Linked DNA regions of Homo sapiens: region 2 is linked to region 1. A link is a loop called in an ENCODE intact Hi-C map of the cell type or tissue named here. Cell type or tissue: heart right ventricle. All regions are shown on one strand. Each heading gives the region's core, and the rest is flanking DNA. Links, peaks and the distances in the headings are about the cores only. Region 1 overlaps MIR1-1HG (MIR1-1 host gene). Region 2 overlaps RBBP8NL (RBBP8 N-terminal like).

Evidence for each region. Hi-C counts contacts between places; a loop is a spot of excess contacts. Peaks named below come from ENCODE experiments on the same cell type or tissue, not always from the same donor. Only the 100,000 strongest peaks of a DNase experiment are listed, where the experiment ranks them.
Region 2: a loop joins it to region 1, with 2.7 times the contacts of the local background. A loop is called at or near these places in 1 of 110 quality-filtered maps.

Annotation. Positions count from the first base shown.
Region 1 is chr20:62,570,749-62,573,647 of GRCh38, forward strand. MIR1-1HG (MIR1-1 host gene) reads left to right here. Exons shown (of 4, transcript NR_171007.1): 4 at 1-16. It also overlaps the pseudogene RPL7P3. Among named protein-coding and RNA genes, the nearest start is that of MIR133A2, 7.3 kb to the left of the region's middle. RefSeq lists a silencer at 1,080-1,169 and an enhancer at 1,360-1,489. In heart right ventricle, for the core only: a CTCF peak has its summit at 1,478; a DNase peak (open chromatin) is centred at 333; H3K27ac peaks cover 490 bases.
Region 2 is chr20:62,423,369-62,426,267 of GRCh38, forward strand. The region is part of intron 1 of RBBP8NL (RBBP8 N-terminal like); the gene reads right to left. Among named protein-coding and RNA genes, the nearest start is that of RBBP8NL, 2.7 kb to the right of the region's middle. RefSeq lists an enhancer at 1-432. In heart right ventricle, for the core only: no CTCF peak of the experiment used is centred there; no DNase peak of the experiment used is centred there; H3K27me3 peaks cover 2,346 bases.

The sequences.
Region 1 (2,899 bases), core at 113-2,612:
GAGCTGCTCATTCCCAGTTTCAGACCTTGTTTATCCTCCCCAGCTCCCCAGTGTGTTCTGGGGGAGATCCCTCCACTGTCAGACAAAAACTTCAGAATGACAGCGGTCATGCCACCGAGCACCAGCAGCATTGGCATGTGCTTCTCCTCGTCAGTGCGCCTCTGGCTCAGTCCAATGCCAAGCACTTACAGCTGGGGAAACACACACAAGCACATACACACCCCATACACTGGCACAGGCTCACATGTGCACACACCCACACATGTGCAAACACACACACGTGCAAACACACACACAGAGGCACATGCACATTCTCACACAGGCACACACAATGCACACATGCACGATGCACACACAGGCACACACGTGCACACCCAGACACATGCTTACACATGCACTTACCTGCACATTCCCACACACGGACATGCAGGCACACCCCTCCACACACACATAAACGCACATGTATGCACAGCTTCTCACAGATACACAAAGCAATGCAGGTACTCATGTATGTATACATGAGTACACATGCATGCACACAGGCACACACATGTGCACAAACATATATATGCACACACCCACACATGCACAACACACACACATAGGCACACATGTGCACACACTCACATGCACACACGCTCCCATCCCCCCACCACACAATCACACAGACGCCTAATGCCTCGCAGCAGGTGAGACCACCCATCAGTAGGATTAGGGGCCAACAGAGGGTTCCGGCAGCAGACGCAGGCAGTTTGGAGAAGGGGCTGGGTGTGAGCTAAGGCAGACAGGGGAGGCTGAGTGAGGGAGGAGGTTGGGTCCCTGAGGTGGGGGAGGGGGATGGGTGGGAGGTGGCTGAGGGAGCTTCCCTGAGAAGCTCAGAATGAGGCAGTCACATGGGGGGTTGTTTGGGCTTTCCCAGGTGAACCCTGTGCTTCCCCCTTCCCTTCCCTCTCCCTCTGTGTTCCCCTCCCCAAAGCTATGGCCCCTCACCACCCCTCTGCCCTGGCACCTCAATGAGACCCTGTGGAAGTTCCTGTAGACAGGAAGTGGGATGGGACCTGTGGGGAGGTGGGGCCTGTGGGGAGGTGGGGCCTGTGAGAAGGCGGGGCCTGTGGGAAGGCGGGGTCTGTGGGAAGGCGGGGTCTGTGGGAAGGTGGGGTCTGTGGGGAGGCGGGGCCTGTGAGAAGGTGGGGCCTGTGGGAAAGTGGGGCCTGTGGGAAGGCGGGGTCTGTGGGGAGGCAGGGCCTGTGGGAAAGTGGGGCCTGTGGGGAGGCAGGGAGCCACGACAGCCTGCCAGCTTTGCCTAACTTTTTATAACAGCTTGATTTTAAAAATGTTTCAAGTCTGTTTCAGTCTGTAGGTCCCTCCTGTTGCTCTCTCTTTTTTTTTTTATAATGTGTCTGCTGAAGGACCAGGTCGTTTGGCCTGGGGTGTGTCATGCATCAGGATTGCTGGTGGCGCCCTCTTGGTGCAGTTCTGCCTGTTCCTCTGTCCTCTGAGCTTCCTGTGTGCTGGTGGCTGGACCCGGAGACTCCTCCCACTCAGGCTGCATCCCTGCAGCAGGAACCCAGGTTCTGTTTTGTCCCCCCATCAGGAGGACACAGGTCAGGGCTGTGCACTCCTGGAATGGTGGCCAGGCTTGCTCTGTGCCTCAAGCCACTAATCCATCAAGGTTGCAAGACGGTGATGTCCTGAGTCTGGAAGTTCTTTTTCACTTATTTGTCGGGATACCTTTATGGAAACTCTTCTCCTCCACGCAGTCTCATCCCCAGTGCCACTGTCCAGAGGAAGCAGGATAAAGGCACAAATCTTCTCCTGCAGCCGCCGCTTTTCAGGAAAATGCACCAGGTCCCCGAAGCCCTCCTGAGGATTGGCTTGCTCGATACCACTGTGCGCGCAGGCCCCTTTCCAGCAGGAACTGTGGACGGCATCGAAGGGAAGAGAAGGTTCCTGCTGCACCAGAAGCCCCTTATGGAGCAGTGAAGGATTTCACAGAACTAAAGATCAGGTGCCTGAGACAGGAGTTTTTAAAAAGATGCTTTGAAAGCCAAGGGGGAAGCTGAGTTATGAGAAAGCTTTGCACCACCGCAAGGAATACAGAGCCCAGAGCTGGGATCCGAGTCACTGTGGCACTGGGACAGAGGCACTTCGTCGTACGCACCTGGGAGCCCAGACTGGCCTGGCCATTGGCAGCAGGGGGTCCCCGGTGTGGGCTTGCAGCTTGTTCACCTTTACTGTGTCTTCAGGGGCACATCTGTCCATCTCAGCAAGGCTTCAGTGAACGTGCCTTCAGGACGTGGAAGCAGACACCGCACTGTGTCGGGGGCCTGAACACGAAGTCGGTAGAGGAGCAGGTCTCCAGGCACGGCTCCGGCAACACCAACAGGAAGCGGGCCACCTTGGAGAGCGCTCTTCCACTGCTGGAGTTCCTGGTCAATACGGCATCGTCTGCGTGGAGGGTCTGATGCATGAGATCTACGCTGCTGGAAAACACTTCAAAGAAGCAGACTACCTCCTGTGGGCTGAAGTTCTCTTCTCCACCAGGTGAAATGAAGAAAAAGCCCACTCGTTTTGTAGAAGGTAGGGGTGCTGGCAGCCAGGAAGACCAGACCAGCAGGCTTTCTAGCAGAATGAACTCAGGTCTACATCATTATTTTTGTAATCTGGTAAGTTAATAAATGGTGACTGCCTTTGAATTTAAAAGAAATATGTATCATTATGGATTCATGAACCGAAACGTGTTTGGTAGGTCTCAGTCCACTGCAATTATTATCATCTTTGCAGCTCAGATCGTCCTGTCTCTGGCCAGGTGTGTCTCATCGGGTGGACCCCACGTCCTGCGTGCTCTCTCAGGGTCAGCTTGGTTGTCATATAATTTACATACAAAAAAAATGCACAG
Region 2 (2,899 bases), core at 170-2,669, 150 kb before region 1:
GCTCTGGTGCACCCAGCTGCACTGGCTTTTCCTGGCCAAGGGGGCCCCTGGGAGGAAGATGTCAGAGCCGGGGCCTCCCTGGGCTCAAGCAGCTGAGGAGGGCCAGGAGGGGGCGGAGCTGCAGCTCCTGAAACTCCCCCCAGACCCGCCCAACAGGCCACTCTTCCCTGGCCCCCAGCATCTGCCATGTGGGCTGGGCCGACGCCCATAAAGGAGCCGCCCAAGGGAGCCCATGGTGCCTGCGGGCCTGGGAGAGGTCTCTGGGGTCCACACGAGAGGTGGGCTTCCTTCCCAGTGAAGTCACTGTGGTGCAGAGGCTGGGACGGAGCCTCTGCTGTGCCTCCCACTCACAGGATCCTTTCTGTGCCCGAAACCACCTGCAGCACTCCTAGAGTGCTGGAGAGCTCCGGGGAAGGGATGGGAGGTGGAGGGAAGTTGCAAGCCTTGGTGCTTTTGGGGAGAAGAAATGAACCAGGATTGTAGAAATTCACCCAGACCCGCACCCGCAGCCTTGAGCCAGGGGTCAGCAGCGGGGTCAGTGGGGCTGGCTTTTTCTTCCCGAGTCAGCCTTCTCTGGGTTTGTTGGGCTTGCCAAGGGCAGCTAGGGGTGCTGGGGCTGGGGGAACTCGGAAGGAGGGTCTCCTCCAGGCCTGGGTGGGGGCTGCAGTGGGGCTGTGATGGGGGAGCAAGCCTACCGGGGCGGGGAGGGGCTGGGCTGAGGCTCATGGGGGGCTTCACAGGGCTGGGGTGAGAGAGCTGAGCTCTGGTCCAGGGTCACCCTCAGCCACTCCTCCCACTCCCAGACCCTCCCACTCGGGAGTCCAGGCTGGAGGGTCTCTGTGGGTGCTGAGCCCCCTGGAAGGAGTGGGGGAAGGGGAGGGCAGGCTAGTGAGCCGCTGTCCCACCTGCTGCTTGCAGCTGGGCCGTGGGGGGGGCAGGTGTGAGGGGCGCATGTCTGTCCCCCTCGACACCACTCTCACCCCACCATGCCTTGCCCTCTGCTCCATTTTGCCACTGAGAACACGACCCAGAGGTGGCGTCTTGCCCACGGTCAAAGCTAGTGAGAGCCGGGCTGGGCTTCAGCTAACCCAGGCCGGCAGCTCCGCCTCCTGCAGTGAGGTGCTACTGGTGCCAGCACCTTTGCCTTCGGGGGACTGCTCCTTAAAACCAAGGGGCGACGTGCTGCTCTCACCAGAACGGAACAGAGCCCATCCAGTAAACGGGTGCCTCTTATCCCCCGGACAGGGCCCAGGAGAGCCCTCCATGGGGAGCCTGAGGCTGGCAGACCACCTTCCACCTCATGTCCTCATCCAGGGAATGGACATGCACTGTGGGCCCTGCCTGTCCCTCAGGACTCCCACCTCCCTCTAAAGGCCCCCCAGAGCCTGCACCTGCCCTCCTAGGGTCTCCACCCACTCTCCCAGGGCACTCTGGAGTGGCCACTCAGAGGGGGCAGAGGTTTGCTGTTGTTAATCCTACCTCACGCATTCTCAGAGCCCCAGCAGAGAGGGTGCACCCCCCCCACCCGCTGAGCTGGCTGGGGCGGGGCAGGGGTCGCATTCCTGAAGGGTGCTGGCTGGAGAGTCAGTCTGGGCGGAGGGTAAAGGTGTGGGCTTCCCAGTCAGCAGCCCTGGTGGGGCTCTCGGACCCATCTCTGCTCTCTATGCGGCCTTGGGCAAGTTGCTTTTCCTCTCTGAGCCTGTTTCCTCACCTGGGGGTGACAGCACCCCTGCCCCTGTATCAGGCTGCTTAGAAGCTCCTCACAGGTAATGCCTGTGTGGCCAGGAGCTCCGTAGACAGGAGCGCTCAGTGAGCAGCCGAGGGAGACCCCGATTCACCTGCGCCTCCCTCATGACCTGCGCCTCCCTCATGTGGGACCCCAGGTGTCCAGCAGTGCTGACGGCAGGACCCTCTGTGCTTGGACAAGGTCAAGTCTCATTGCCACAAAGGCCTTGTGCAGGAGGACGCAGCCCTCCCCACGCTCAGGGCAGAGGTCCGGCTTCTGACGGTGATGACACTCATCCTTGGACGGCTGCTCACTACGGACTCCAATGGGCTCACGGCATCTCTGTGGCTACACCCAGGGGAGATGCCACCTGCCTCCCACACACAGGCCAGGGAATCACAGGCCCAGCTGTGGCCCTGGCAGGACTGGACATTGTCCGGCCGAGTGCCAAAACCCACAGTGATGCCTGTTCTTACCCTGTCCTCTGGGAGGCCGGGCCCCCTGAGCTCCTCTGCTGTCTGAGCAGGAGGCATCCGGGGCATCACTGGGCTCCCCGCCTCTCCGAGGGCACTCAACCAGAGAAGCCGCCTGGGCACCAGTGCTCCAAGGACGTCTGCCAGGCCGGCTGCTCTCCACCCCAGCCACCGACCCCCAGCAGGCTCTTTGGGGCAGGAGTGCGGAGCTGGACACTGGTACCCTCCGTCTCTGAGGCCTGGGCTGTCTGTATGTCCATCTGACTGACTGCCCACCTATCCAGGAGCAACGGTGATGGCCACAGCAGTAGCAGTGGCAGTGGCAGTGGCATAGCAGTGGCAGTGGCATAGCAGTGGCAGTGACAGTAGCAGTAGCAGTGGCAGTGGGAGTGGCATAGCAGTGGCAGTGGCAGTAGCAGTGGCAGTGGGAGTGGCAGTGGCAGTGGCAGCGGCAGTGGCATTAGCAGTGGCAGTGGCAGTGGTAGCAGTAGCAGTGGCAGTGGTGACAGTGGCAGTGGAAGTAGCAGCGGCAGCGGCAGTGGCAGTGGCATTAGCAGTGGCAGTGGCAGTGGTAGCAGTAGCAGTGGCAGTGGTGACAGTGGCAGTGGAAGCAGCGGCAGCGGCAGTGGCAGTGGCATTAGCAGTGGCAGTGGCAGTGGCTGCTGTTGATCACATACTGTTCTGTGTCAAGCACCACACC